Linked DNA regions of Homo sapiens: region 1 is linked to region 2. A link is an interaction called in ENCODE POLR2A ChIA-PET data of the cell type or tissue named here. Cell type or tissue: A673. All regions are shown on one strand. Links, peaks and the distances in the headings refer to the core of each region. The heading gives the core; the rest is flanking DNA.

Region 1 (16,436 bases), core at 6,934-11,933, 78 kb before region 2:
TCAAGACAGTTATAGTCAACATGGTTGACGTTGCAAAGGCGCTTAATCGGCCTCCAACGTGTAAGTAAAGCTTGGAAAAGTCCACAGGGCATATTATGGATAGAGTCTTCAAAGTCTTTGAGCTGCAAAACTTGTTCTAATTGTATGCTAGCTAATTACCTTACAAGTTAAGTGAGGAACCGTGGTTTATTGGTTGCCATGAGTTTACAAAACTACCAGGGGAACGCATTTAAAGAGTGGATGGCTGGGCGCGTTGGCTCACACCTGTAACCCCCAGCACTTTGGAAGGCTGAGGCAAGCGGATCGCGAGGTCAGGAGTTCTAGACCAGCCTAGCCAACATAGTGAAATCCTGAGTCTACTACTAATACAAAAATTAGCCAGGCGTGGTGGCATGCGCTTGTAGTCCCAGCTACTTGGGAGGCTGAAGGGGGAGAATCGCTTGAACCCCGGAAACGGAGGTTGCAGTGAGCTGAGACCACGCCGTTGCACTCCAGCCTGGGTGACAGAGTGAGACTCTTGTCTCAAAAAAAAAAAAAAAGTGGTGTTCGTACAAATGTGAGTGAGTAGCCAGAGATCTAGTTAACTGTAACGATCCAAACTCCTTTTTCATTCAAATAGATCCCACCAAATATTTTGGTTGTGAGCTGGGAGCACAGACCCAGTTTGATGTTAAGAATGACCGTTACATTGTCAATGGATCTCATGAGGCGAATAAGCTGCAAGACATGTTGGATGGATTCATTAAAAAATTTGTTCTCTGTCCTGAATGTGAGAATCCTGAAACAGATTTGGTAAGTGCTTTTGTGGTTGTCGAAAGAAAAAGCCATATACCTGCTTCTGTGATACCGCTAAGTCACCTTCCTGAGAAGGCAGAGCAAATGTAATTTTAAATCAAACACAAAACTCCAGTTTTCGAGATATTTCCATTCTTTTTTTTAAAGTAGGTCACTGTGTGAAAAAAGTTTTCTTTGCATGTGAAGCTGTCTGTGGTTTAGATGTCCTCTGATTAGATATTTTCATGTTATATTATGGATAACATTTGTTATTTTTTTGGCAGCATGTCAATCCAAAGAAGCAAACAATAGGTAATTCTTGTAAAGCCTGTGGCTATCGAGGCATGCTTGACACACATCATAAACTCTGCACATTCATTCTCAAAAACCCACCTGGTGAGTCTTCCATGATGAACTCCTAAGATCCTAAGATAAGTTACTAACTGTTGGGAACAAAATAGAAGGTTTTTTTGTAATAGGAATGTAAGGGAGACTGGGCACGGTGGCTCATGCTTGTATTCCCCGCATTTTGGGAGGCCAGGGCGGGCACATCACTTGAGGCCAGGAGTTCAAGACCAGCCTGGCCAACATAGTGAAACCCGTCTACTAAAAACACAAAAACTAGCTTAGCATGGTGGTGTGCTCCTGTAATCCCAGCTACTCCGGTAGCTGAGGCATGAGCGTCGCTTGAACCTTGGAGGCAGAGGTTGCACTGAGCTGAGATCGTGCCACTGCACTCCAGCTTGGGCAACAGCGACTCTGTCTCAAAAAAACAATATAAGGAACCTTTTAGTCCTTGTACTATATTTTATCAAATCTAAGACATCTTTCAAAAGTGTATTGTTAATTACCATTAAAGGTGAAAAATAGGCTGCCAATTAAACTGTGCCATATCAATTAAGACATTATCTGAGGGTAGATGAAGTAATGACTAAAATTCTGCTGGAAACCCAGCAAAGTTTCTTTTACTGGCATTGTTTGGTAAAGAGGGCCCCCTTCATTAAACTTGAATATTGCAAGCAACACTCTGTGGCAGATGATCAAAACTGTCTGACACAATTTGAGCTTGCTATAGCAAGAAAGTCTAACCTATTCCGGTGTTCTCTCTCCCATGAGACAAGCCGTTATATAGACTTAAACAGTGTTCCACCTGTTGGCTAAAGCTGGGTTGAGTTAATGACTTTGTTCATGAGGGATGACAGGGATCCTTAGGGCCACCTCTCCCTAGTGGAGGCATCATCACTTCATCTTACTCTTTCTTAGCAGTTACAATACCCCTAATATTTTGTGTCACTCCATTCTTAGACTAACATTCTTACGTATGAAATACATGATGAATTTGATCTGTGAAGCCTCTTAGGTAGCATTGTGTGTGCTGTGTGGTTTTTCTGAGGGGATCCATAGGAAAATAAGGGCAGGGTTTTAAACGTTAATGATGGGCAATGAGGTAATGTAAGTTATGGGGTTAAATTTTTATTTCCCTTTTTTTCTGTAGAGAATAGTGACAGTGGTACAGGAAAGAAAGAAAAAGAAAAGAAAAACAGAAAGGGCAAAGACAAGGAAAATGGCTCCGTATCCAGCAGTGAGACACCACCACCACCACCACCACCAAATGAAATTAATCCTCCTCCACATACAATGGTGAGTGCAGGGTTGATGGCCTAGTGGGCACTAAAGTTGTGTAAAGTATATGGCATTTGGTTGAGGTGGGTGGAAATGTTGAAACTAGCCTTCAGTGTGTAATACACTAATATTGTGGATTCCAAGTACTGTTTGTTGTTTGAATTAAGGTGAACCCAATTTTGGATGGAGATGGACTTGATGCCATTAACTTGGCAAAATCTGAACCTTTTTGTTGTTGTTTTTAAGGCCTTTGATCAAGTAGCTCTGTTTTCATAAACAGGAAGAAGAGGAGGATGATGACTGGGGAGAAGATACAACTGAGGAAGCTCAAAGGCGTCGAATGGATGAAATCAGTGACCATGCAAAAGTTCTGACACTCAGTGATGATTTGGAAAGAACAATTGAGGAGAGGGTCAATATCCTCTTTGATTTTGTTAAGGTAAAACATTTGCTTGGTCTGTAAATCAGCTTCAACCCAGCCTTGTTTGTGCCTTTAGATATATGATACTTTAGCAGTGTAATTAGGATTACTCTAATGCACGACTTTTTAGAACTCTTGTTCATTTAAATATTTTTTGCGCGTGATTCCAGGCACTATGTGTCACAACTGCCAAATTAGGCAGGAAAAATATGTTCATCAGAGCAGGGACTGGCTGGTGTCTTGAGCCTGGCAAAGTGTGCCTCCATTGCACTGAATTGTTTTCCTTTTCTTTGCAGAAAAAGAAAGAAGAGGGTGTTATTGATTCATCTGACAAAGAAATCGTTGCTGAAGCAGAAAGACTGGATGTAAAAGCCATGGGCCCTCTTGTTCTAACTGAAGTTCTTTTTAATGAGAAGATTAGAGAACAGATTAAGAAATACAGGCGCCATTTCCTACGAGTAAGCAAAGTGCTCTGGATTCATAAATGAGATTACAGTTGTGTGGCTTTCGAGATGGTCATATTAACCACTTTTGCTTGTCCTGTCATGCTTGAAAGTGGGGAAATTGACCCACCTTACAAGCCTCTGAGTATCTGAAAGTGCCATACCTAGGCCCTTACAAAGTAACAGGGATGTTTATGCATTGACCTTTTTGAACAACTATGGTATGGGCCATGCACTTGCAGACACTCTTATTTGGGTAATAGAGTTGTCAACTTAGAACACATAAAAAAGATTGTTAACACCAAGGTGTCTATTTGCAGTTTTGTCACAACAACAAAAAAGCCCAACGGTACCTTCTTCATGGTTTGGAGTGTGTGGTAGCAATGCATCAAGCTCAGCTTATCTCCAAGATTCCACATATCTTGAAGGAGATGTACGATGCAGACCTTTTAGAAGAAGAGGTCATCATCAGCTGGTCGGAAAAGGTGGGGAATACATAGGTGGGCTCTTAAAGTTCACAGGTTTTGGGGGGTTTTTTTGTTTGGTTGATTGTTTTTGGAGACGGAGTCTCATTCTGTTGTCCAGGCAGGAGTACAGTGGTATGATCTCAGCTCCCTGAAACCTCCACGTCCCGGCTTCAAGTGATTCTCCTGCCTCAGCCTCCCAAGTAGCTGGGATTACAGGCACCTGCGATCATGCCCAGCTAATTTTTGTATTTTTAGTAGATGGGGTTTTACCATGTTGGCCAGGTTGGTCTCGAACACCTGACCTCAGGTGATCCACTGGCCTCCCAAAGTGCTGAGGTTACAGGTGTGAGCTCCTGCGCCCAGCCGTTCACAAGTATTGAGACGGCTTTGAGATGAAGAAAAAATGTCTTAATATCTATAGCTAAAGTTCAGTGCCTGTGCTGTAGATTGTGATTCGCATCATGTCAGATTTGTAGTCATAACAGACTGCTGAGACTAACGTGTTCACTGAGTACATTGATTCTGTTTGAGGATTCAGACTTGTTAGGACCCAGTCCCCTCAGCTCAGTAAGGGGGATTGTATAAATAATCAAAAGTTGTTAAAATTCCTCAACTAAGAGACTTGTACTCACATTTTTTAGGCCTCTAAGAAATATGTCTCCAAAGAACTTGCCAAAGAGATTCGTGTCAAAGCAGAACCATTTATAAAATGGTTGAAGGAGGCAGAGGAAGAATCTTCTGGTGGCGAAGAAGAAGATGAAGATGAGAACATTGAGGTAAACATTGGGGGAGGAGGGTATTGGATACAGTGCTGGCATGGGTGTTTGAGATTTAAAAAGGTTTGTGAGGAGTGATATAATGGCAGTTTGGGGTAATTTCAGGTTTAGAATTTAAGATGCAGTAAAATACAGCCTCTCAATAATTTGGAAAATAATAGAAAGGGTGATGGAAACTGTGTTCCTACTCCTACACATTATAGTCTATAAAAAAACTTTAAAAATGCTCTTAGACTGGAGCCTGTGTAAGAGAACTTGCAGTGTTTGCATAACAGAGCTGTTCCGTGAAGAAGAAATAGCTGCATCTAGGCAGTTTCCTCCTCTGTGACCACAATTTACATTGATTTGTTTTATAAACAGATTTATCAGCTTATGTTGAATAAAATCATTCCTCTTAACAGGTGGTGTATTCGAAGGCTGCCAGTGTACCGAAAGTTGAGACTGTAAAGTCAGACAACAAGGATGACGACATCGATATTGATGCCATTTAAAGGGATGGATGCAACCTAGCTTAACAGTATAATGCTGCAAATTTTCCTCCATTATCAGCCAGAAGTGCAACATGTATGTGCAAAAGCTAAAATGGCTTAACATCATGCTACACTTTACACTAAAAATCTATTACTGTGAGTGGTCTGTTATTAAGCCCAATGAGACATCTAGGGAGTCCATACACATCAGTGAGCAGATGTAGTTTGCTTATTTATAGCATGTTTCTTTTTGAAAAACTAGTGGTGGACACATTTGGATCACATTTATACAGTTATAAAAATAAAGGTTTGATTTTGGTCGTTCTTCAGATGTTTGGCTCTGAATGACTTAAGCTGAAGTAACTGGCTCCTTACTTTAAATGTTCTGCCATCATTTCACCTGATGAGCATTCTTGGAGCCTGCCAGATATTGTTAGGTCCTGGGGCTGCAAAGAGGTCCTCAACAGGATGTAAAGCAAACTTAATTGTAATTAATTTATTCAGCCCATTAAGAAAGTACTAAAGTTTTATCTCTGTAGTTCCTCAAATTGGCATCTGGTAATGTACATTGTGAGGTAGACTGATAATGAAATGACAGTGTAACATCTTAACCAAGAAGTAAATATGACCTCAGTGTCCTATAAATAATGTAAGAGCAGGATTTGAAACTTGGAGAGCTGTTTTCTCATTTCATGTACACTTGCCCCAAATTGTCTTTGAAGTCGTGTGCATTGCACGTTGGATGAGCCAGGGAAATTATTACATTAACAAGCATTTTGTGTGTACGTAGTAGTTACTTTGTACTGAGAGAACTTGCTTTGGGGTGCAATTAATAAACTGATTTTATTTGGGAGAAACAAGGAAGGGTGCACTTAACTAGCAACCTAAGCATGATTTTTCAGCTTTTGCCCTTAGGGTTTAAATTACAATTCCAAAATGTTAGACATACTGTATTTTTTCGTTCAGTGTGGCTTTAATTTTCCCCTCTTGCAGTTTGTTCTGTAATGCCTTTTACATTTGGACACATAGTTTATGCTTTTTAGATTTTGGTTGCTTTCTTGCCAAAATAAGTGTTAACTGTGTTTCAAACTTGATTTTCTTTCCTTTTTCTTTTTTTTTTCTTCCAGAATGTCTTATTTAAAAAGAAAGCTAAAAGCATACTTCTAAGTCAGAGCCTCTATTTTGGTGTAAGACTTGGGATATTTTTTACTTCACATTGAATATAGCCAGGCACCCAAGAAGTCTGATGGCCACCTGAGTGCAGGTGACAAGGACCTGACAGAGCCCATGCAGGGCTTTAGATTTGGACACACAAGAGTTGATAACTTCCTCATGAACTCCTTGCCTGATCTAAACTCATATTATGGGTTCTGACTGTTTGAGTAATCATCTTCAAGGTTAAACCTCTTGGCAGTTACCCTTTTCACAAAGTGCACAGTGGGAATCGAGAATCGATAGGGTTAATTTTGGAGCAGTGGCTTATACCATTCACCTCTGTTTTTTTGTGATTATTTCACAGATAATGAGACCTTAATAACAAATAGGCGTAAAAAAATTTTCACATTGAAATGATAGAAACATTTGATGTAATAAAACTTGGTTGGCTTGATATTTTAAGGAATTGAAACCTAGCAATCTTATTGGAGAGACAAGAATTGGTCTCCAGCTGCCTTTGATCAAGATTCGGGTGCAAGTGGAGCAGGAGCCATATACCTGGAGGGAATGTGCTTTGTCACACCAAAGAGGATTTTTTTTTCTTCAAACTTGTATGTTGCCTAGGTTTCAAATTCTTTGCCGCAAGGCTGATCTGCTTTCATTAACTGGAATTCTGTAGGAGATACTGGTGACCTAAGCTAAGTTGCACTCAGCATACTCAGTGTCAAGCTAATGAGGTTCTATTATAAAGGTTCTACTTTTAATCTGAGGGAAAACATGTTCAGGGCTTCTAGAACACTAAAAAATTTGGCTTAAACCAGTGTTCAGTCTGGTGCCAAACTTCGAATGGAATACAAATTCACATAATCTGAACTTTGTTCACAGGTTATCCTAATAGAGTAATTCTTCACTTTGCTCTATTGAACTGTCTTAAGGATTTGTTTAAACAGCTAAGTTACTTGATTAAAATAATGATAAAATTGTATTTTGTCTTTGCTTTAATATTAAAGTTAACAAGTTTTCATTTTATAATGAGATCAAAGCATTGGAATCTGCCCTGTTTTGTAGCCGTTGCTTTGGATTTGTGTTGGATGTATCCTGCAGTTACACTTGCCAGCCCCACTCACAAAAGTTGTTCATTTCATTGGGTCACTGGCTTTATTTGCTAGTCTTGTCTGTGAACTGAGCATCTGCCTCAGTTTTATTACTTGAAATCTTGGCAGGTGCTTAATAGGGAACATACATACAGCTATGTAACTGTGAATAATTGTATATATCTCTAGTTAAGAATGAGGGAATGGGGAGGTTTGCTTTCTAAACAAGTGCATTCTGAAATTGACTTAAAAATTTTTAGTGTGGGTCCTAAAGTTTAGAGATGGGCAAGGAGGTCTCTAATCCACCGCTTCCCGCTTGAGAAGGGAGGGGTATCAAAATTGAGCCCCAAGCTGTTTGTTCCAGTGTACCAAGCACTGACTTTATGCCTTTGGCCTGGAGATGGCAGAAGTGAAAGCTGGCCATCTGCAAAAAGCAGATAAGTGAGTTTGAACCTTTTGCATTTTGTTAGCTCAGTCAGTCCTCATCGTGGTCCTGAGGCATAGGTACTGTTGTACCAAGGTCACTTATCTAACAAAATAACCCTTCATGTATTTTAAATTTATTTGACAAGTCTGCAGACAATCCTTATCTAACCAGCTATTTTCTTAATTGCTACAGCTTGACCTACCAGTATTCCGGAGTAACCAGCAAATGCAAAGTTGACCTTGTTCCTGCATCATCTTTTTGATGGTTCAAATTTCAGCCTCCCTGACTACTACAAAGCCAGAGCAGTCTTAGTACCAGAAACAGTGTTGCACTTTCGTTGCATGTGCTGTGTGACCCCAAGGGGACAGGGAGTCACTTTGGTCATCTCTGTCCCCAGTACAGATCTTGATTCATAGTGACATTCCATAAGTGGGGTGACAGCAAATGACTTGCAGGTAGTCTCATTGTAGGTTTGTGCACCAGAGTGACCCTGTGAGCCTTTGTTAATAGGTTGGGAGCTCAGGGTGTTTATGTCCACCTGTCTGGTCTAGCCAAACAGTTTTTTTCTGGGAATCAAATTTCTGTGGTTTTTATGGCCAGAAATTTTAAGGACTTGTGTGTGCTGGGATATGAGAATAGAAGCTACAGAGTTCTTTTCTTGGGACCTAGACTGGGAGGTGCAATGTCAGGACCTCCAGGTGAATGGTAGGATCTGAGTTGACCCTGCAGTTCGGTTATGCAGTCAATTATTTCTTTTTAAGAGGAGGAGGATTCACTTGGGTGTTGGGATCAAATTTGGATTCTGTCCCAGGCCTTACTGTAAAACTAGGGGATTGCCTTTCCATATCTGCTGGGGGTGGAGACCCTTATGTGCAGCACTCAATCCCACTGGAAGCCTAATGCTGCAGTCAGAAGCAATGCCTGGCTGGGGCAGTAGGGGAAATTCCACCCAATTTTGCTATGAGCCTAAAACCTCTTTAAAAACGGTCAGTTAACTAAAAAATAAAAATCAAGTCTTTAGGAGAGTAGAAAACACAATTAACTAAAAAGCAGGGACATCTGAAAGAGACGTATTAAGTTAACATTTTTAAAAATCCAAATGAAAGTAAATGGAATAAATGTATCAGGTAAAGGACAAGTTGTAAGCTTGGATTTTTAGGTCTAGCAATACACTGTTTACAAGAGCATCACCTAAAATGTGACAAAAGATGTTGAAAGGATGAAAAAAGGTATAGTAGACATACACTAACCAAAAATGTAGCTCTTTGAATCTCAGAAAAAAGTAGATTTTAATAAAGTGTGAAAGTTGTCAATCAAAGCGGAGTCACTTGTGTTCAAGAAACAAAAAAACAACCCGAACAAATAGAGTAGGGTTTGCAGTCTTGCGATGGTGAAGGGTCTCATGCTGGTATGCCCAATAACGAAATTATCACAAAAGATTGCAAAAACCACAGCCTTGCACAAAAAGCATCACAGCCTTATGCAAAAAATACTTCAAGGACATCTACCCAGCAACAGCCTGTCCAGCTGTGGACTTGCATCGCCCTTGTTATGGATCTTTGTAGCCACAGGTGGTAATCTCAAAACAGTTATGTAATCTTCATTTATCCTTTAAAAACCATTCTCGGCCACGCGTGGTGGCTCACGCCTGTAATAACAGCACTTTGGGAGGCCGAGGAGGGTGGATCACCTGAGGTTGGGAGTTTGAGACCAGCCTGACCAATGTGGCGAAACCTCATCTCTACTAAAAATACAAAAACTTAGCCAGGTGGGGTGGTGCATGCCTGTAATCCCAGCTACTCGGCTGAGGCAGGAGAATCGCTTGAACCTGGGAGGTGGATGTTGCAGTGAGCCGAGATCGTGCTACTGTGCTCCAGCCTGGGCGACAGAGTGAGACTCCATCTCAAAAAAAAAAAAAAAATTCTCTCCCTTTACCTCCCTAAAGTACACACACAGCTCACAATGACGTGTATTCCCATTGCAATGCCCTATTCCTGAATACATATCTTTCTTTTAGAGAGCTCGTCTCTCTCATTTAATTGACATAAATGGGGTCAGAAATGGGACCTAAAGAAAGATGACTATCAGAAAAAAATACTCTTTTTTGGCCAGTATGCATGAGCCCTTTGCGCTGTAGGCTTCCATGGCTCAAATTTTTGTCCCTGGTGAGTCTTCTCTCAGGCCAGCCCTCCCTGTTTTTGGTGGAGGCTTTGTTTTTCTTTTCTTTTTTCTTTTTTTCCTTTTTTTTTTTTTTGAGACGGAGTCTTGCTCTGTAGCCCAGGCTGGAGTGCAGTGGCGCAATCCCGGCTCACTGCAAGCTCCGTCTCCTGGATTCACCCCGTTCTCCTGCCTCAGCCTCCAGAGTAGCTGGGACGACAGGCGCACGCTGCCACATCCGGCTAATTTTTTGTATTTTTAGTAGACACGGGGTTTCACCATGTTAGCCAGGATGGTCTCGATCTCCTGACCTCGTGATCTGCCCGCCTTGGCCTCCCAAAGTGGTGGGATTACAGGCGTGAGCCACTGTGCCTGGCCTATTTTTTTTTCTTTTCTTTTTTTTTTTTTTTTGGTAGAGGCTTTTTGATATTCAAGATCAGGTTTGGTTATAAGGCCACCTTAATAAAGAACCTTACATCCCTCCTGAGATGATAAAAGACTGACTTTTCTGGTAAGTCCTTTCTGGTATAAAGACAGAGGTCTCTAGCTTGAGTATTCTGGTTTCTATTGAATTCACATTCTATCTGTGAGGCATGTCATTTCTGGTGAATTCACTTTTGGTCTGAGCGTGTAATTTGATCTGCATGCCTGGGTTAAAATTTTGTGAACACTCATCTCTTGGTGTCCTGTGATTTGGTTTCACTCGTTTCCCTGGGTTTTTTTCTAAACACCTTCCACGTTTTAAATAGTGGGCTCAGGATGTCTAATTAAAAGCCACTAGGGCAGTTGCCACCATCTAAAACACCAATCCAAACTCCTGACATTCTCTCACAGGATAAAAAAGATATTCTGGTCGGGCACAGTGGCTCACGCCTGTAATCCCAACACTTTGGGAGGCTGAGGTAGGAGGATCACTTGAGACCAGGAGTTTGAGACCAGCCTGGGCAACAAAGTGATACCCTGTCTCTACAAAAAAAACTGAAAAATTTAGCCAGGCACAGTGGCCTGCACCTGTAGTCCCAGCTACTCAAGAGGCTAAGGTAGGAGGATCCCTTGAGCCCAAGAGTTCAAGGTTGCAGAGAGCTATGATCGTACCACCGCAGTCCAGCCTGGGTGTCAGAGCAAGACCCTGTCTCAAAAAAAGAAATTTTACAGAAGTACAACTCCTAACAGAATAATGCTGGCCTGGCGCTTTGAAATGATTGCAAAAAAACTATGGAACAGACAAAATTGAACTCAATAATGGACTCTAAGTAGACTTAGCTGACAGCCACTCCCTTCGAACCTCCCTCGTTGTTCACAGGTGGCTAGAAGGTTTTGACACTGGCTCCTAGTCCCCAATCACTCCCTGCAGTGTGGGACAAGACTGGCAGCCAGGACAGATCCACCCTGGTATCAAGGGACAATCAAGACCCAGCCACAGGATGACTGACCAGCGATGCTTTCAGAGAGAGATGCTGACCAGAGGCGGAAACGTGAAGGCTGTCAGAATGAGAATGGAGTCATTTGTATTTTAAAAGGCAAACACCAAACAAAAAAAAACCCTGAGAAATAGAGCCAGGTGAGGCTGTGAAGAGAGCATTCTCATGCTTGTTTGTCCTATCACGACTGTCAACGATCACAAAAGACTGCAAAAACCACAACCTGCACAAAGGCCGTCACAACCTTCCACAAATAATACTTCTACAAGGACATCTACCCAGCAACTGCCTGTCCAACCTTGGACCGGCGTCGGCCTTGTTATTGACCTTCATGGCCAAGGCTGATTATCTCAAAACAATTATGTAATCCTCCTCACTTTTCCTTTAAAAGCTATTCTCTCCCTTTACCTTCCTAAAGTACACACATAGCTCACTATGACATGCATATTCCCATTGCAATGCCCTGTTCGCAGATACCTTTTTCTTTGAGAGAGCCTCTCTCTGTTTATTTTGTTGACAAACCAAGAAAAGTCATTAGGAATAAAGAGGATCAGCACAATGTGATGAACAATTCAACACATCAGAAATAAAAGTTCTGACTGGGCACGGTGGCTCACGCCTGTAATCTAAGCACTTTGGGAGGCCAAGGCGGGTGGGTCACCTGAGGTCAGGAGTTCGAGACCAGCCTGGCCACTACTAAAAAATACAAAAATTAGCCAGGCGTGGAGGTGAGTGCCTGTAATCCCAGCTACTCAGTAGGCTGAGGCAGGAGAATTGCTTGAACCCCAGGAAGCAGAGGTTGCAGTAAGCTGAGATCGCACCACTGCACTCCGGCCAGGGCGACAGAGCAAGACTCTGTCTCAAAAAAAAAAAAAAAGAAATAACAGTTCTATCACTGAATGCACCGATGAAATACTCTCAAAATATATAAAGCAAAAGTTTACAAAAGAGCCGTAGTGAAATACCACTACACACCCACCAGAACAGCTGAAATTTGAAACTTGACAACACCAAATAGATGGTGAGGAAGTGGGGCCACTGGAACTCTTACATACTGTGGGTTGGTATGTAATATGATACCAACACTTTAGGAAAAGTTCTAACAATTTCTTACAAAAACTGAACATACACCTGCCTTCTAAACCCACAATTCCACTCCTAGAGAACTCCACACTTAATAGAAATGAGGCCAGGCGCTGTGGCTCACGCCTCTAATCTCAGCACTTTGGGAGGCTGAGGGAGGTGGATCACGAGGTCAATAGATCCAGACCATCCTGGCCAACATGGTGAAACCCTGTCGCTACTAAAAATACAAAAATTAGCTGGGCATGTGGCACACGCCTGTAGTCCCAGCTACTCGAGAGGCTGCGGCAGGTGAATCACTTGAACCCAGGAGGCGGAGCTTGCAGTGAGCTGAGGTCGTGCCACTGCACTCCAGCCTGGTGAAAGATCGAGACTTTGATGCAAGAAATACATAAATAAATAAATATGAAAGCAAGCGTTCCTGAAAACACTTATGAGAATGGCTATTGCAGCTTTTTTTCATAATAATCCCAAACTGTAAACATCACAAGGACCTATTAACAGGAGAATGGATAAACAAACTGTACCATATGCTCAAAATTGGATATTAACAATAAAAAGGAATGAATTACTAATGTGCACAACAAAAGTTATGAATCTCAAAAATGTACTAAATGAAAGAAGCCTTAACAAAGAAGAATACGTATGTACAGTTCCATTTATATGAAGTTCTAAAACAGGCTACACTGATCTGTGGTGAAGAAATCAAGACAGTGATTGCTTCTGTGGATGGTGTGGGGTGGGGATTGATGGGAAAGGGCACAGGGGAACCTTCCACGGTGACAGCAATGTTTTATATCTTGATAGAAGTTTGGGTTACATAGGTGTATGGGTATATGCATTTGTCCCAAATTTGTTCATTTCATTGCATGTAAATTTTACCTTAGGCCGGGCACGGTGGCTTATGTCTGTAATCCCGCACTTTGGGAGGCCCAGGTGGCTGGATCACCTGAGGTCAGGAGTTCGAGACCAGCCTGGCCAACATGGTGAAATCCTGTCTGTACTAAAAATACAAACATTAGCTAGGTGTGGTGGCAGGCATCTGTAATCCCAGCTACTCGGGAGGCTGAGGCAGGAGAATCGCTTGAACCCAGGAGACAGAGGTTACAGTGAGCCGAGATCGGCCATTGCACTCCAGTCTGGGCGACAAGAGCAAAACTCTGTCTCAAAAAATAAAACAAAGTACAAAAAACTAGCAGTATGTGGTGGCACATGTCTGTAGTCATAGCTACTCAGGAGGCTGAGATGGGGAACTCGCTTAAGCCTGGGAAGTTGAGGCTACAGTGAACCATGATCATGCCACTGCACTTGAGCCTGGGGGACAGAGTAAGACCCTGTCTCAAAAAAAAAATAGATAAAATAGATATACAAGATATATATTGTATATACAGATATTTCAATTAAAATATATAAAATATGAAATTATGTATTTCATTACATGTCTAAGATTCTCAGAGTGGCCATGGCAACCAGTGTCTCTCAAGATGGCAGCTGTGGTGTCAGCATGGGTCCCAGAATGGGTGGAGCAGAGCGCCCAGTGGACCCTCAAGGGAGCTGGAACATCAGTGAGAAATCACCTTTGTTGTAGGAAGTCACTGAGACAGGGACAGTGTGGTCAGCAGAGCCTCCTTGACTGAGGTGTGCCCGACGCTGAGCGTGTCCTTTTCTAAGTTCTCCTTTCAGTCTACGTCAGTCTGCATCAGTCTATGTCAGTCCATGTCAGTCTATGTCAGTCTACGTCAGTCCACGTCAGTCTATGTCAGTCCACGTCAATCTACATCAGTCTATGTCAGTCTATGTCAGTGCATTTCAGTCTACATCAGTCCATGTCAGTCTACAACAGTCTACGTCAGTCCACGTCAGTCTACGTCAGTCTACATCAGTCCATGTCAGTCTACGTCAGTCCATGTCAGTCTACGTCAGTCTACGCCAGTCTGTCAGTCTATGTCAGTCTATGTTAGTCTATGTCAGTCCATGTCAGTCTATGCCAGTCTATGTTAGTCTATGTCAGTCTATGTCAGTAAGTAAAAGGGATTTTTGCTGAAACATTTCTTTGTCATGCCTGTGGCTAGCCGCCCAGATACCCTCTACAGAAAAGAGTCAATGTTATCAGAAATAGTTTATGCATATTCAAGCAAAATCATACTTTTTCTCCTTTTTTATAACACAAACGATTGCATGTTTTACATCCTGTTCTGAACCCTGTTTCTTTCGCTTTATATTTTGGAAATTATTCCATAGTAGTACATGTATATTTTCCTAATCAGTTTTTATAGCAAAATAATATTCCATTGCTAGAAGGTAGCAATATTTATTTATTTAACCAGTGCCCTATTGATGGACCTTTGAGAAGTTTCCAGTCTTTTGCTATTACAAACAATACTGGGTTAACCTTTAGTATACTGGAAAAAAGAATTATATAATAATTTACCTCGGGTCCAAAGGACCCTTTTAATTTTATTTATATTTTAAGTAGCCTCATAATAATTTACAGAAGAATAAAGGGATCATAACAAACAACCTTATTAGAAATTATAATAAGAATGTAAGTGTAGGAAACCCAAATTTCAATCCCAAATTTTCCTGTTTTGAAAGTATATATACCAAGAAAGGGCTGGGCACGGTGGCTCACACCTGTATCCCAGCACTTTGGAGGCCGAGGTGGGTGGATCCCTTGAGGTCAGGAGTTCGAGGCCAGCCTGGGCAACATGGCAAAACCCCATCTCTACAAATAAAACAAAACAAAACAAAACAAAAAAAATAGCTGGGCATGATGGTGCATTCCTGTAGTCCCAGATACTTGGGGGGCTGAGATGAGAGGATCACTTGAGCTGAAGAGGCACAGGTTCTCAGCTGAGATCGAGCCACTGCACTCCAGCCTGGGTGACAGAATGAAACGCTGTCTTAAAAAAAAGAAAGAGGTGGCTGGGTGCAGTGGCTCACGCCTGTAATCCCAGGACTTTGGGAGGCTGAGGCGGGCGGATCATCTGAGGTCAGGAGTTAGAGACCAGCCTGGCCAACGTGGTGAAACCCTGCCTCTACTAAAAATACAAAAATTAGCCGGGTGTGGTGGCGGGCGCCTATAATCCCAGCTACTTGGGAGGCTGAGGCAGGAGAATCGCTTGAACCCGGGAGGCAGTTTGTGGTGAGCCGAGATTGTGCCATTGCATTCCACCCTGGGTGACAAGAGTGAAATTCTGTCAAAAAGAAAGAAAGGAAAGAAAGAAGGAAAGAAGGAAGGAAGGAGGGAAGGAAGTAAGGAAGGAAGGGAGGGAGGGAGGGAAGAAAAGAGAAGAGGAAAGAAAAAAAAGAAAAGAGAAAAGAAAGAGAAAGAAAAAGAAAGAAAAAAAGAAAGAAAGAAAAAGAAAAAAAAGAAAGAGGCCAGGAGTGGTGGCTCACACCTATAATCCCAGCACTTTGGGAGGCCAAGGCAGGTGGATCATCTGAGGTCAGGAGTTTGAGACCAGCCTGGCCAACACAGTGAAACCCCATCTCTACTAAAAATAAAAATTAGCCGGGTGTGGTGGTGGGCACCTGTAATCCCAGCTACTTGGGAGGCTGAGGCAGGAGAATTGCTTGAACCCGGGAGGCGGAGGTTGCAGTGAGTCAAGATCGCGCCACTGCACTGTAGCCTAGGCAACAAGAGCAAAACTCTGTCTCAAAAAAGAAAGTATATATACCAAGAATGGACTGAATACAATGACTCACATCTGTAATCCCAGCACTTTGGGAGGACAAGGTGGAAGGATTGCTTGATCCCAGGAGTTCAAGACCAGCCCAGGCAACATAGCAAGACCCTGTCTCTGTTAAAAAAAAAAAAAAAAAAAAAAAAGACTAGGCAATGTCCTTTGCTTTCCACTTACTGCTCATGCCCTGTCTTGTATGTTGAATCTAGAACATATCCATCTTGTAAAAACTGCTTCCAGATTTCAACTACATCTTTAGTAGGTTTTAGCTTATCATGACTTCTCACTCTTCTCTTTGAATCTGTGAAACCCAATACTTTTGAAAACTTTGACACTCATAATTTTGTTGAGAGGATGGCCATCTTCTTTGTTCCATAATTGTGAAATATTGTCATGGTTAGATTTATAAACCCCAATTAAATGGTCAATCCAATGAATT
Region 2 (16,436 bases), core at 5,834-10,833:
AAGAATTATAAACAAGATACATTAATATGTACACTCTGAAGACCATTTTAAATCAAGCCTTTAAATAGCCTAGTTATGGTGTAAGTTCAGTTTAGATGAGACTTCCCACAGGATGACCATGAACCAATCAGAAATGGATATCAAAATGCTCATTTTATATATTTTTAAAATACATGTACCAGTTGTGAAATTCATCTGATTTAGCTCTTAAATGAAAATGCTACCCATTATCCATATTGTCCTGGAAGCATCTATCCCATATTTACTATGAATCTGGGGATGTTAGTTGCATCTGCTGTCTTGCTTTTGACCAACTTTTCATAGCTTATGGTTATTTTGGTGTGAAATATTGCCTGTTTTACACCACAGTTTTCTTTCAAGTTCATTATTTTCCCCCCACTAATTTTCATAGCCTCCCAGAGACCTTTCCCCTCACACGAACTACAGAACTCACTTGTTTCAGTCATTTGTACTTTATTGGAGTTATTTATTGTTTAAAAATTATTTTCCTAAAGTAATGCATGCACATAGCTTAACAAGTCAAATATACTAAAAAGTTCTAATGACAATCAGAAGTTTCTTTTCTTATCCCTCTTTTTCCTCAGCATTATTACTCAAAGGCCCCAACTTTTTTAAGCTCTTTCTTCTGTTACTCCAATAGCTTTCTCCAAATTTATCATTTTAAACATCATTGACTTCCACTTCCCACTTCCATATCTACATTTCTTTCCCTAGCTTTTCTATTGCAGTGATATATTTGGCTTATTTACTTAAATTACGACTGTGTAAGTATTGTTGAGCTTTGGCTATGATCATTTATTTTCTTATATAATTGTAAAGCTTTGTCTAAAATTAATAGTTGTTTCTTTTTCTATAAACTCTTAGGTTTTATGTGTTACTGCTAATTGGCCAAAATGTTCTAGCTTATCTTTCAAATATTTTGCAGTACTCACACATATAATATAATGTATTAGCTCAAGAGAGAATCGGTGAGTATAAATTAGAGACAGCAAGGTAGCTCTTTCTAGGCACAGATAAGTGGGATGGTAGCTACAGGGAGACATTAGGCCAAGGTATTTTTTAGAAGATGGACAAAATATCAACATATTTCTCTACTAATGGGGATAATCTCATAAAAAGGAGGAAATTGGTGCTGTCGAAGAGATTTTGGAATAGGTGAGGGGATGGTGGAGGCATTGGTCTTTGGATAACATGGACAGTTCTTCCATAGAAATAGGAGGAAAGCAAGCCAGGCGTGGTGGATCACGCCTGTAATCCCTGCACTTCGGGAGGCCGAAGCGAGTGGATCACCTGATATCAGGAGTTCGAGACCAGCCTGGCCAACATGGTGAAACCTCATCTCTACTAAAAATACAAAAAATTATCTGGGCATGGTGGCGTGCCCCTGTAATCCCAGCTACTCAGGAAGCTGAGGCAGGCGAATTGCTTGAACCCAGGAGGCAGAGGTTGTGGTGAGCCGAGATCGCACCACTGCAGTCCAGCCTGGGCAACAAGAGCAAAACTCTGTCTCAAAAAATAAAGAAAGAAAATAAAGTAAAGAAATAGGAGGAAAGCAGAGGGTGCCGGCATCAGTGCAGGTGAGGGGATCCTTATGGTAGTAGGAGCTTGTAGAAATTTTCTGAGTGCAAACTGTTTTTTCAGTAAAATGGAAAGCAAACTGATCTGCTACGATGAGGAGATGTATTAGAGATGTGAGGAGGTTAAAATAATTGCCAGATAAGCAGGAGAGTGAATGGACTAGAGAAATGTAATAGAATTGCCAGGCAGCCTTAAGGCTTCCCTGAGGTTGGTGACCAAGGATTTAAAGTGGGAAGAGTCAGCATGGCGTTGTGCTACTCTCCAGCCACATTCAGTTGCCCAGCTGCAGGCATGGCATTTGCAGAGATTGGGGTTTTGTCACATTAGTATAGTGAAAGGACAAAGGAGCATTGTTATACAACACCCCAGGAGCATTGTTATACAACAACATCACAATGAAATTAGTGATATAATTAGGAACTAAGAACTTGAGGAGGAAGACTGACCCTATGAAGGTGTGGGGTCAGTGAATTACAGATCCTGGTAAGTTCCAACAGTTATTAGAGTACTAGATTGAGTGAGCAGGAAGGTAGAAGAAGTTAGTTAAAGAATGGGAAGCTCAAACTTGGATCATGAAAGGTTTTCAGATATTGGGAATGTCAAAGACTGGAGTATAACCATGTAAGTAGCTTAAGTATGTAATATTTTTTTTCTTTCTGGAAGTTTATCCTTGGTTTTTAGAAATTAGCCATTGAGGTGCCAAGGGTTAGTCTTCATTCATTGTTCTTGGTGCTCATTGGACCCTTTTAATATAGAGGTTTTTGTCTTTCAGTTCTGGAAAATTGTCTCTTTTTTAACTTAAAAATCTTCATTCTGGAATCCTTAAGCAGAGACTGGAGTGCTTGAAAAGAGCCTCAAAATCTATCTTCTATCTCTATGTTTTTACTTTCTGGGAGATATTTTTAACTTCATCTTCCATTCTTTCTGTTAAAAATGTGTGTGTGGGCCGGGCACGGTGACTCATGCCTGTAATCTCAGCACTTGGGGAGGCTAAGGCAGAAGTGTCACTTGAGGTCAGGAGTTTGAGACCAGCCTGGTCAACATGGTGAAACCCTGCCTCTACTAAAAATCCAAAAAAATTAGCTGGGCGTGGTGGCGCGCACCTGTAATCCCAGCTACTCAGGAGGCTGAGGCAGGAAAATCTCTTGAACCCGGGAGGCAGAGGTTGCAGTGAGCCGAGATCGCGCCACTGCACTCCAGCCTGGGTGACAGAGCAAAACTCTGTCTCAAAAGAAAGAAAGCTGTGTGTGTGTCTCCTCTTCTCTCCCCAGCTCACTCTTTGATCATTTTCATCTGTTTGTTGTTACTGTCTTTACAGCATCTAGCCCTGGTATTATGAATGTTGTTTCTTCTGCTGACTCCCTGAGAATAGTAAAGGCTTTTTTTTTTTTTTTTTTTTTTTAGCTCTTTTATAAAGTAGATTTTTGTTCCCTGCATTGCTTCTCTTTTTTTCTGGGGTTCTTTCTTGTTACCGCTCTTTCATATAGAGACTTTCTCTGGATGTCTGGTAGCCTCTGGTTGTCTGTACCTAATGTGGAGCCCTAAGCATCTGATCACAAGCTGTGTTTGTATGAATAGGACATGTTTGACCACAGAGCTTTCCTATTGGGAGTTGTCTGGTGCTTTTATTGAAGACCCCAGATATTTGTGTCCTTAGATTTCTGAGAGTATCCAGTTTCTCTAGATAAGAATCTTCTCTTCTGCCTGGGAGGAACTGATGATCCCACCCCTCAGTCACTTAGTCCTCCCCCGCCTGCCTTTTCATCTGTTGCTTCACTCCTGAAACCACGTTTCTTCATCCTGGGGTGTGTGAAACTTCCTGAGACTTTGCATAAATGCTTATGTTTAGTCACGAGTTTGTTGGTGAAGACTATGTTAACAACTTTACAGAAAGTTTGGAGAATAGAGAAGAAAAACCCCACAATCCTAATATTCTGAATACCATTTTTGTTTTTGTATATTTTCCATATACATGTTTTTTCAACATATTTTTGATTATAATTTTGTATCTTGTTTTTTCCGCCCTCGGAATTTTATCCAAAGCAGTTTTCTACGTTGCCACTAATCGTCATAATTGTTCATTTCAGTGGTTGTGTACAATGCCATTGATGAGAACAGCAGTTCTCAAACGTTTCTGTCTCAGAACTCCTTTAAATTGAAAATTGAGGCTGGGCGCGGTGGCTCACGCCTGTAATCCCAGCACTTTGGGAGGCTGAGGCGGGCGGATCACGAGGTCAGGAGATCGAGACCATCCTGGCTAACATGGTGAAACCCCGTCTCTACTAAAAATACGAAAACAAAATTAGCTGGGCGTGGTGGCGGGCGCCTGTAGTCCCAGCTACCAGGAGGCTGAGGTGGGAGAATGGCGTGAACCCGGGAGGTGGAGCTTGCAGTGAGCCGAGATTGTACCACTGTACTCCAGCCTGGGTGACAGAGCGAGACCCCGTCTCATAAATAAATAAATAAATAGAAAATTGAGAACTCCCCAAAGCTTTTATTTATTAGGGTTATATGTATTGATAGCTGCTGAATTGGAAGTTATTACTTAGGAAACTTAAAATATATATTAATTCATCAAAAATAATAATCCTGTTACATGGTAATGTAAATAACATATTTTTATGAAAAACAACTATTTTCCAAAGCAAATTATTGAAAAGAGTGAATTGTTTAAATTCTTTGCAAACCCCTTTAATATCTGGCTTAATAGAAGTTAGCTGGGTTCCTGTGTCTGCTCTGCATTCACACTATTTAAGTATGTTGTTTTGGTTGAAGTGTATAAAGAAATGTAGCTACAAAAGGAAGGGAGCATATTAATACCTTTTCAGGTGATTGTGGATATTGTTCTTTGACATTATACCAAAACTCAGCAAGTGGTTTCTTGGGGGTGGGTAGACAGTGATGAATTTTTATTCAAAACAACTGTAGTGACTGACAAAAAAAGTTAAAACCCAGAATGATTTGCTTCAATTAAAAATTAATTATATCCCAAGAGCAGGGGTCTACCAGGTTGTCTGAGGGGAGGGGTGAACTGGCCCAGAAACGGAGCAGGTCAAAATTCCTCTGCTGATCAGTGGGATGGGGATTGGGATCAAGATTGCTTCTGTGAATAGCCACTGCCTGGGGAACATAGCGAGATCCTGTCTCTTAAGAAAAAGAAACAGAAACTTTTGGAAACAAGCAGACAAGGGTGAAAGAAAGCCTTGGTGTAAGATATAATTTATATATTCCATATAAGATATAGAATACATATGTTATATAACTAAAAAGCATAAAAACAGTCAGCATGCTTTTAGTACAACCTGGAGGTATGGTTAATGTGCAGGAAAAAAGCTCCATATAAGCCTAATCCCTATATATAAAAAATCACGGAATTCCACAGTTTTGAACATTTTTTTTTCTTTTTGAGACAGAGTCTTGCTCTGTCGCCCAGCCTGGAGTGCAGTGGTGCAATCTTGGCTCACTGCAGCTCTCTACCTCCTGGGCCCAAGCAGTCCTTCCACCTCAGCCTCCTGAGTAGCTGGGACCAGAGGTGTGTACTACCACATCCGGCTGATTTTTTGTATTTTCTACAGAGACAAAGCATCCCCATGTTGCTCAGGCTGGTCTCGAACTCCTGGGCTAAAGTGATCCTTCTGCCTGGGCCTCCCAAAGTGCTGGGATTAAAGGGATGAGCCACCACACCTGGCCAACACTTTTTTTGTGTGTGTGGTAAAATACATACAACATAAAAGTTATAATTTTAACCATTTTTTAAGTGTGTAGTTCAGTGACATCAACTATATGTACATTATTGGGCAACCATCACCACTATTCATTTCCAGGCAGATAGTTAATACTCATTTTTTTGTGGTTTCTATATTTGCAAATTTACCTGTTCGAAAAAATTTATTTGTAACACCCAAATCAGTACAGCGCTTTGGTAATCCTTTTCGGACATATGCAGAACGGTGAAAAAATATGCACATCCCTAGTTGAGGTTCAACAAGGGGACACTTTGCTTTCTTTTTTTCAGTCTTTGTGCCGTAAACCAGTGTCTTTTTTGTGATCTATTTAATGCCTTTTTTTTCATTTTTGTACTTTTTGTTGATGATTTTGCCATTTAAAATGGGCCCCAAGCATAGTGCTGAAGTGCTGTCTAGTCTTCCTAACGCACCCTTGAGTGAAACTTACCTAACACCTGCATTTTCTTTGTAAGGCACATCATAGCCTTGCCATGGATAAAACTCTGGACAGTTGAGTTTTTCCTTGCACTGCACATGGCTATGGTGCTTTACAAAGAAGATGCACGTGTTAGAAGTTTCACTCAAGTGTGCGTTACAGTGCTGTGGCTGTGAATTCAGTGTTAACCAATCATATATAGTAAAGAAGGTGTTCTTAAACAGACACACACATAAAACAAACTTATGTATTAATCTGCTGTTGCAAAATGTTGTGACCAGAGGCTTGCAGAAACCTAACCCCCAGAAGCAATGATTTCGTATTCACTAATTCAGTGAGCACAGTAACTGCATAGAATGAACAATGAGAATTGACTGTAGCTCCTTTTTTGAAAGAAGAGGCTTAATTATGGAGCAAGGCATCAGGAAAAATCACAGGCTTTCCTCATTTGTGTGATTTTTTTATTTTGTTCATGTCTTCAAGAGTGGAGCCCTAAGAAGAAAGCTGAGAGCTCCCAGTAAAGGGGTGACGAGTGCCTGGCTTAGCCTCATAGAGGCCAGAGGAACGTCGGTCTTTACACTGGGACATTCCACACACGCAACACAGAGTTATTTTCTATGGACAGTTGAGTTTTTCCTTTTCCAAGCATATTCTAGGGTTGTCTTTCTGTGCCCTGCTACATGTTCCACTGTACTGCTGTCAGATTTTTATCTCCCAGAAATTCTTTGAAGTCACTTGTCTTCTGGTGGCAGCCCTTCCCTTCTCTTGGCCATTCTTTGTCATTTGGTCTTTGTTCTTCAGTGGGCCTATCAGGTGGCAGGACAGAGAAATGCATGTGATCAATATGCCATCTTTAACCAATGTCCTCATTATGGTTATGAAAATAACTTTTCATGTAATTATTTTTATTCAAGTTACATATTACACACAGTTTAAAGAGTCAAGACTTGTTAAAAAAGAGTCCCCTAGACTCACTGGTTTCCTTGTCTCCCAGGATGGCCACTTTTAATCTTTTAAAGTGATTCTTTAGTCTTTTAAATGATTCTTTCATACTTTATAACATGCTTGTAGTCTTACTTGTTTTTCAGGTTTAGGCATTATCTATTGACATTTTATTTAAAGTCATCATTGACTTTAAAAACACAAAAACTCTTTACTGAAATGTAACACAGGTTGGGTGCAATGGCTCATGCCTGTGAATCCCAGCACTTTGGGAAGCCGAGGCAGGCAGATCACCTGAAGTCAGGGGTTCAAGACCAGCCTGACCAATATGGTGAAACCCTGTCTCTACTAAAAATACAAAAATTAGCTGGGCATGGTGTGTGTGCCTGTAGTCCCAGCTACTTGAGAGGCTGAGACAGGAGAATTGCTTGAACCCAGGAGGTGGAGGTTGCAGTGAGCCAAGATCGCGCGACTGCACTCCAGCCTGGGCGATAGAGCAAGACTCCATTTCAAAAACAAAACAAAAAGAAACGTAACATACATAAAAAGTGCCCAAATCATAAGTGTACAGCTTGATGAATTATCACAAAGTAAACACATTTGAATAACCATGACCCGGGCAAAAAATATACTGTGACCCACACCCTAGAAGCCTCCCTTTGGCCTCCTTCAAATCCCTTCACTACCCCACCTCCTCAAGTGAACCACTGTGCCACCTTCTAATACCATAGGTTTTGTCTGTTTGTTGTTTTAACATTGTACTAATAGAATGTTAGAGTATTTTAATAATAGTGTATTATTTTGTGTCTATTTCTTTTACTCTACTTCATGCTTGTGATATTCTTCCATGTTGAGGTTTTCATTTGTAACCAACTGTTGTAGTTGTTTGACTTGGCCTCCATTTGCTATGGATTGAATCGTATGCCTCAAAATTCATATGTGTAAGCCCTAACCCCCAGTGTGACTGTATTTGGTGATAGGGTCTTTATAGAAGGTTAAGTGAAGTCGTAGTATGAATCCTGATTGATAGGGTTAGTGTTATTACATGAAGAGACACCAGAACGCTAGCTTTTTCTACCACATGAGAACGCAGGGAGAGGGTGGCCATCTGCAAGCCAGGAAGAAGGTCCCCTCCAGAACTGTGAGAAAATAAATTACTGTTAAGTCCCCCAGTGTGTGGTATTTTGGTTATGGCAGTCCAAGATGACTAATGCATCATTCTTCAGGCCACTCTATCCCCCTAGAGGACTTGCAGTCTTTTTTTTTTTTTTGCCTCCTCTTTTACTGACTGAGAATGTTGTTAACACTTTCAGAAACAGGGTGTTAGGATCTTTTGACCGTTGGTGAACCAACAGAAAGTGGAAGATAAGGATTTTTCTCCAGTGGGTGTTTGCTGTGGATTTGTTGGGAGAAGCCCATCTCATGTATGAGCTGTCCCATCCCTATTTTGTAATATTCCACTTTGCTGCTGGCATCAGAGTGAATGTAAATGGAATTTCCCAGAAATTTCCACAGCAAGTGGCTTTCTCACTTAGTGAGCCCCCTTGGTGTTTGTTGAGTCTCCCTTTACCCAACCCCACAATCACTGGAATAAAGGGGTGGTCTTCTCTCCAGTCTACACCTTTCTGAGGCACTGCAATCGGGGATACCCCAGTTACCACCTCTTTTGGTGACCCCAAGGTTTCAGCTTTGCCTGAGCTCTCCAGGCTCCAGCTCTGGGCCAAGGTGATTTTGGTGGAGTCATCCCAGCGGGGAGCTAGGAGGAAGAGGGGATTAGGAACTCCCGCTCAGGCTTCCTTGCTGCACGTACACATGTCACATCAAATGATGGTGTTTCACTCTGGGGACATAGTTGCTTTTGATAAAATGACTTTTCTGCAGTTTGGTTAAGCTGAATGAAACATATTTGAGCTCCTATTTTTGCTTCAGAGGCTATTGAATAGCAGTACCTGAAGATGAAAGTGTATAAGAACAGAATCAGTCCGGGCGCGATGGCTCATGCCTGTAATTCCAGCACTTTGGGAGGCCGAGGCGGGTGGATCACCTGAGGTCAGGAGTTCAAGACCAGCCTGGCCAACATGGCAAAACCCTGTCTCTACTAAAAAAATACAAAAATTAGCTGGGTGTGGTGGCACGTGCCTGTAATCCCAGCTACTTGGGGGAGGCCAAGGCACGAGAATTGCTCGAACCCGGGAGGCGGAGGTTGCAGTGAGCCAAGATCACGCCACTGCACTCCAGCCTGGGTGACAGAGCGAGACCCTGTCTCAAGAGAAAAAAAAAACGCAGAATCAGAATCTTTGGAATAGTGACCGGATGCCGTGGCTCATGCCTGTAATCCTAGCACTTCGGGAGGCTGAGGTGGGCAGATCGCTTGAGCCCAGGAGTTTGAGACCAGCCTGGGTAACATAAGGAGACCTCATTTCTACAAAAAATTAGCTGGACATGGTGGCACGTGCCTATAGTTCCATCTACTCGGGAGGCTGAGGTGGGATGATCACCTGAACCTGCGGAAGTCGAGGCTGCAATGAACTGTGATCATGTCACTGCACTCCACCCTGGACAACAGAATGAGACCTCGTCTCAAAAAAAAAAAACAAAAAAAAGAATCTTTAGAATAGGAGGAGGATATTGAGCAGAACCATAAGAAACTAGTGATTAAGAGTCCAGGTGTGAAAATAGAAACCACGTCTCAGAAGCTCAGAGAGAAGAAGAACTGGAAAGGCAGCATCTTTGATGGATTTGGCCATGAAGAGGAGGAGGAATAAAGCAGAATGGAGGCCAGAAAAGAGTGTGTATGTCTAACGGTTTCATTGGAATTGGGAGATCTAGGTATACCATGTAAAATTACTTATGAAGGTAAAGTTTGAAGAAAATTCATTCGACTTTGATTTATATAATTTTTAAAACCTCATTATCTGTTAAAACACCAGAAGCCCTGTTTTTTGGTTACTGATTATGAGTGTTCAAGGCCTCAGATCAACTCAGCATTTATTTATTTATTTATTTTTATTTTTTTGAGAGGGAGTCTCGCTGTCTTGCCAGGCTGGAGTGCAGTGGCATGATCTCGGCTCACTGCAACCTCTACCTCCCAAATTCAAGCAATTCTCCTGCCTTAGCCTCCCGAGTAGCTGGGATTACAGGCCCATGCCACCATGCCCAGCTAATTTTTTGTATTTTTAGTAGAGATGGGGTTTCACCATGTTGGCCAGGATGGTCTTTGTCTCCTGACTTCATGATCTGCCTGCCTTGGCCTCCCAAAGTGCTGAGACTACAGGCGTGAGCCACCACACCTGGCCTATTTATTTATTATTTATTTATTTATTTATTTATTTATTTGATGGAGTCTCATTTTCTCGCCCAGGCTGGAGTTCAGTGGCACCATCTTGGCTCACTATAACCTCCGTTTCCAGGTTTCAAGTGGTTCTCCCGCCTCAGCCTTTCAAGTAGCTGGTGGGATTATAGGCATCCGCCACCAAGCTCAGCTAATTTTTGTATTTTTAGTAGAGACGGGGTTTCACCATGTTGGCCAGGCTGGTCTCGAACTCCTGACCTCAGGTGATCCACCCACCTCCCAAAGTGCTGGGATTACAGGCATGAGCCACCTCACCCGGACAACTCAGTATTTATTGAGTACTCCTTATGTGCCAGTTAGGGCTATAAAGATGAATAAGATGTCTTTTCCCCAGTTGAGATATGCATAAGACAGTTCGTGTTTGCCTGTTTCAGTAGTCAGTATTTTCTTTTGCTTATTCAGTTTCCACTGAAACTTATGTTTTCCAAATACAAAATTAGAATTCCAACTTTGCGTTTTTCAGGCGCACACACTCGTTTTCCCTCCACTCCTTCCCCAGTTCTGATTTGCTTCCTCCTGAAAATGGGGGTTATAGCCCATCCACTCCAGGGTCAGAATTGCTGGATACCTTGTTGCAGTGATTTTTTCTGTAGCTCCTCTGGAGGTTATAGACTCATAGGGAATAAATAATGTGGTCAGGTGGAGGCTTTAGACCAAGTTAAGCAGGGTTTTTAAAACATGGTGTTAATGTACATAATGCAGCCATTCTCAAAAGTATGACATGGGGAGACCCCTGGAGGTTTTCTGAGACCCTTTTAAGGAGTCTGCCGAGTCAAAACTATTTTTGTGATACTAGTAAAACATTTGCTTTTTTCATTCTGTCTCTCACAAGTGTAGAGTGGAATTTTCCAGAGGTTACATGATGTGTGATATCACAACAGATTGAATGTAGAAGCTTGTATGAAAATTTCATACAAATATATTATTTGTGTTATAATGTGCTTATTGTTATTTTGAAATCAATTGTTAAATACTTTTTTTTTTTTTTTTTTTTACAGTTTCTCAGTTTTTATTTGTATTTTGGTAGATATTCGTTGATACAACCCACATTTGGGGGAATGAGTAATCTTTAAAAGTGTAAAAGGGACCAAAAAGTGTGAGAATGTTTGATGTAGAGAAACTCCAAGCTCATTCCCTGGACTTTGGCTATAGATGCTTTCTTCAGGGGTGGGTCTTCTGGGCCTGTGTCCTGCAGGATGCCCAGTAGGAAGCACAGCCTCTTTGATCTTATGGGGGTGGGCTCATTTGCTGTTTTGGAGCTCAGGTGCAAAGCCGAGTTACTTGATATTCCCTGGTCATGGCAAAGCCTCTCTCCACTTTTCTTCCCTTCTATTGTCACTTCCATTCTTTTTCCATAGTCCATAGAAATCATTTTTACGTGACAGTGATGAGCTGACCAGAAGCTATAGAAGCTATAGTACTTCCTATATCCTAATGGGTTTTAAAAACACTGGCTGGGGCATACTCACCCTTTCTGAACAAAGGCTGCTAGGTGACCCTGCTGTTGCCGCTCTGTATATTCACTTGGTTAGCCCACAGATTGGTTTGGACCTAATTCCCTTTCCTTCTTTAACTGCCCAAAGGGCTTTTCTATTTAAAAAAAAAAAAAAAAAATTTTTAAAGTTTTCAGATTCAATACCCACCTATTTGTATGCTTACCCATCCCAGAGTCAGCTAAATTTAAAGTGTCAGTAAATTGTAAAGAAAAGATTTGCTACATTGCATATGTTTTTAGAAGTGCTTTCTGTGTATAATCTCTCTCTCTCTCTCTTTTTTTCTTGGTTTGGAGGAGACTTTCCCCTTGTCTATAAGTAACTTAAATATAAAATGTTATAACAATACGTTTATTAGTTTGAAGCCCCAATTTTCTTTTTTTTTTTTCTTTTAAGTGAAAACAAGTTTATAAAAGAAGTAAAGAAACAGGCCAGGCGCTGTGGCTCACACGTGTAATCCTAGCACATTGGGAGGCCGAGGCAGGTGGATCACCTGGGGTCAGGAGTTCGAGACCAGCCTGGCCAACATGGTGAAACCCCATCTCTACTAAAAATACAAAATTAGCCAGTCGTGGTGGTGCGCACCTGTAATCCCAGCTACTCCAGAGGCTGAGGGAGTAGAAACTATGAAAACTTGGGAGATGGAGGTTGCAATGAGCCGAGATCATGTCACTGCTCTCCAGCCTAGGCAACAGAGGGAGACTGTTTCAAAAAAAAAAAAAAAAGAAACAAAAGAATGGCTGCTCCATAGACAGAGCAGCAGTATCAGCTGCTTGACTGAGTCTACTTATAGTTATTTCTTGATTATATGCTAAACAAGGGGTGAATTATTCATGAGCTTTCTGGGAAAAGGGCAGAGATTTCCTGGAACTGAAGGTCCCTCCCCTTTTAGGGGACTATTTAGGGTAACTTCCCAAGGTTGCCGTGGCATTTGTAAACTGTCATGGTGGTGGTGGGAGTGTCTTTTAGCATGCTGATGCATTATAATTAGCTTATAATGAGCAGTGAGGACAACCAGAGGTCACTTTCATCGCCATCTTGGTTTTGGTGGGTTTTGGCCTGCTTCTTTACCACATCCTGTTCTATCAGCAGGGTCTTTGTGACCTGTATCTTCTGCCAAGCTCCTCCTATCTCACCCTGTGACTAAGAATGCCTGACTTCCTGGGAATGCAGCCCAGTAGGTCTCAGGCTTATTTTACCCAGCCCCTTTTCAAGATGGAGTTGCTCTGGTTCAAACACTTCTGACATATTTCCCCCCTCCCTTTTACAGGGGGACCCTTAATCCTTAAGAATTGTAGCGGGACAAAGATCATCTGTAACTTCTTCAAGCCAAATAGGGGTGATGATATTCCTGCCTATTAGGGTCTCTTGTATTTAGGGTAGGGAGAAGTTTAGTTAGAAAGCATTGTTATAGAAGCCCTTATTTTCAGTTACACAATTTTATAAAGTTACAATTGCTTATTGTAACCAGCTGAGTTTTAGGTTTTGTGGTTTGTTGCTTGCTTGCTTGCTTGCTTCTTAATGCCATATATCTTGGCATTTATCAGTCCATAATTACTAAATTCTTAAAATCCATAAATATTTATTATTCTTTCTAGGTTGCAATAAAAATAATTGACAAAACTCAGTTGAATCCAACAAGTCTACAAAAGGTAAGATTGGTTCAATGTCTAGTACTTTTTAAAAAATTATCGGTGCTAATTGCCATCTAATTTGTCCCTTAAATACCCCAACTGTTATTTTATGTTTAATGCCATAAAGCTTCCTATTCCTCAAATGAATGCAACTTAATGTAGTATTTCATGAAAAATTGTTGGGTTATCTTTGGTCGGAGATTATTTTTAAATGTTCTTAACAGCACAAACTAAAGGCTGTGCTTTTTTTTTGTACTTTTTTATTGATATAGTTGTACGAGGCTGTACTTTTTATTGAATATTCTTAATATTGACTAGAGTTTTTTTAAAAATAATACAGTACAAAAATATTTTCATGTAATTGATATTGTGCAAATTTGTACCTTATAGCTAATACTGAAAATTTTAAAGTGAACACTTTGGCTTCCTTAAACTCTTGACACACCACATCTGATTAAGGACTGATGATTAATATAAAAGGGAAATGTTAAAGTAAAACTGAAAGTGGAAAAGCATGTTCATAAAGCAGTATTGCCATTAGTATCATTTAACATAGATCAAGTCTTTGCCCTAGTGCCTTTTAGAATCACCTGGGCAGATTTTTGAAAGTCTTAACACTTACATAATAATGCCTAAGCAATTAGGTTGGGCCCAGGCATAGGTATTTCAGTGGTAGGACATCAGCAAATAATTAATGATCTTCATAATAAAATCCTTCTAGTTGTTTTTAGCTTCGCAGAGTCTTTTTACATACTTCATTTGATTTCTAGATTTGACCTGTAGTAGTTGAGGGGGGTACAGAGACCATGAAGTAGGAACAGGAAGTACTGAATTTCAGTCCTGGCTCTGCCACTTAGCCGAATATCTGACCTTGAGCAAGGCACTTAACTTTGCTGGACCTTGGGTTTCTCATCTTTAAAATGGAGATAATTTCATCTTCTTATGATGGATGTGAGTATTAATGAAATAATGCATATAAAAGGGCTTTGTAAACTGCACAGCACTGCACAGTTGTGCGATATTTTGATAAGAGCAGTGCTCTATATACATTTCTAATGTATTCCTCATGGTTATTTATATCCTGGTAATTTTGAAGCCCTGTCCCTGTTTTGTGTTTGGGAGGTGGGGAGGGAGATAGACTTTCTCTGCACTAAAAATGTTATTTCAACAAGTGGTTCTTTGTGATCTGCAACCCATAATGGGCCTTAAGGCTTCTCAAGGTGGGCATGAAACATCTAAAAATTCCAGTCCTTTGTCCTGAAGAGTAAATTTTATCTATTTCCTTAAACTTCCATATCTTCAGCTATCTAAGGATTTGGTACTAATAAATACATTAGAGTTTAATACAATGTGGTATTCAGAACTAAAATTAACATACAAGGATGTTTAATGAGGACTCTAATTGAGTATTCTATGATGTTACATACCTTCCACTATTCATGTGTACCTGGATATAATTGTAATCCTAACAGTTTTCCCGGAAAAATTTTTACCATGGTGTTGTATCAAGTTGGCTGCAGTTTTTCCTTCTTGTTTGCTTGCTTCCTTTAGTCATTTTTTATTTTATTTTATTTTTTTGGTAATGATTTTTCATTGCTGCTCTTCGTTTATTATTTGTCACATCATTATCAGTTTAGTGCATGGTAGTTTGGTTAGCCCATTAGTGTGATTATGCATATTTGCATCTGAATTAATTTTGACTTATAATAATAATTAAAACTTTAAGATTTGTTTTTGGTATTATTCAAGTATGAACCATTCACTGAAGACTTATTCTAAAGCCAGCTCTATCCCAAGTTAAATAACTTGATAAGTATAATATTTTCAGTTTATAGGCCATTGTTTAAAATTGTGTATATAACTTCATATGCTTATGAAGTAAATTAGAAGCATTTTACATACATTTGTTTCCAATTCTTTTTCACCAAGTATCTTATCCCCAGCCCCCCCATCTTCCCCCACCCCCAGCAATTTTGCAACAATGTAGAATGTACCAGGCAACTTTGTCAGCCCCCTTTGCAGTCATTCTTGCATCCTTTTTTCTTCTCAGCACCATTCATAGTTGTATCACACTTGCTTCAGGAACAGCTCTCTTAGATAGTGATTTAAAGCTGTGGAGCATGCCCTAGCAGCTAACATTCATCATAAGGAACATTCTGCCATCAGCAGTGTGCAATCTCTTTTTTACCACCACTACCGAAAAAGGTGGACTGGCTCATTCAGGCAGTATTTTAACAGTGAACACACGTGTTAAAATATCGGTTTCATGATATTCAGGCTTGCATACTGGGTCATGAACATTTACTAAATGCACATATAAGTAAACCTGAGTTGACTATGTTTGCAAATTGATATTATTTTCACAGATGAGTCTCTTCATTTTTCCTTTGTATTTTTGCAGCCATTGAATTAATAAACGTTAGATTCTGGTGAGAGATTTATTTTTCTCCATTGTTTTTTAAGAGATGGGTCTTGCTCTGTTGTCCAGGCTGGACTCGAACTCCTGGGCTTAAGCAGTCCTTCCACTTTAGCCTCCCAAGTAGCTGGGACTACAAATGCACACCACAGCATCTGGCTATATACCTTCCAATGTCTCACTAGTATATCTGGAATACTATTCTATTCTTACGCATCTTTTAGGTCAATTTTTTGTTTGTTCGTTTGTTTTTGTTTTTGTTTTTTTGAGATGGAGTCTCGCTCTGTTGCCCAGGCTGGAGTGCAGTAGTGGGATCTGAGTTCACTGCAGTCTCCCTCTGCCTCTTGGGTTCAAGCAATTCTTCTCCCTCAGCCTCCCAAGTGGCTAGGACTACAGGTGTACGCCACCACACCTGGCTAATGTTTGTATTTTTAGTACAGATGGGGGATTTGCCATGTTAGCCAGGCTGGTCTGGTCTCAAACTCCTGACCTCAGGTGATCCACCTGCCTCAGCCTCCACTTGCTGGGATTACACGTGTGAGCCACCATGCCCAGGCCAAGGTGTGTGGATCACTTGAGGTCAGGAGTTCGAGACCAGCCTGGTCAACATGGTGAAACCGCGTCTCTACTAAAAATACAAAAATTAGCTGGGCGTGGTGGCACATGCTTATAATCCCAGCTTCTCAGGAGGCTGAGGCAGGAGAATTGCTTGAACCCAGGAGGCGACAGAACAAGACTTTGTCTCAAAAAAAAACAAGAAATTTGTAACATGTAATGAAATAATTGATTTTTTGTAATGTATTTATGATAGCTGGTTAGTTAGCCAACCTTGAGCACAT

The links. ChIA-PET counts read pairs that join two places held together with the same protein. Peaks named below come from ENCODE experiments on the same cell type or tissue, not always from the same donor. Only the 100,000 strongest peaks of a DNase experiment are listed, where the experiment ranks them.
Region 1: POLR2A ChIA-PET joins it to region 2 with 5 read pairs; 11 of 35 experiments call an interaction of 5 or more read pairs at or near these places.

The regions. Positions count from the first base shown.
Region 1 is chr14:103,336,058-103,352,493 of GRCh38, forward strand. It overlaps EIF5 (eukaryotic translation initiation factor 5), which reads left to right. Exons shown (of 12, transcript NM_001969.5): 4 at 1-60; 5 at 620-792; 6 at 1,059-1,170; 7 at 2,270-2,415; 8 at 2,678-2,836; 9 at 3,115-3,276; 10 at 3,582-3,746; 11 at 4,370-4,504; 12 at 4,906-8,968. The coding sequence ends at 4,995. SNORA28 (small nucleolar RNA, H/ACA box 28) reads left to right here and starts at 1,792; the gene lies at 1,792-1,917. In A673, for the core only: no CTCF peak of the experiment used is centred there; no DNase peak of the experiment used is centred there.
Region 2 is chr14:103,415,242-103,431,677 of GRCh38, forward strand. It overlaps MARK3 (microtubule affinity regulating kinase 3), which reads left to right. Exons shown (of 18, transcript NM_001128918.3): 3 at 13,146-13,199. Among named protein-coding and RNA genes, the nearest start is that of MARK3, 38 kb to the left of the region's middle. RefSeq lists enhancers at 3,231-3,340, 3,351-3,420. In A673, for the core only: no CTCF peak of the experiment used is centred there; a DNase peak (open chromatin) is centred at 7,910; H3K27ac peaks cover 1,605 bases.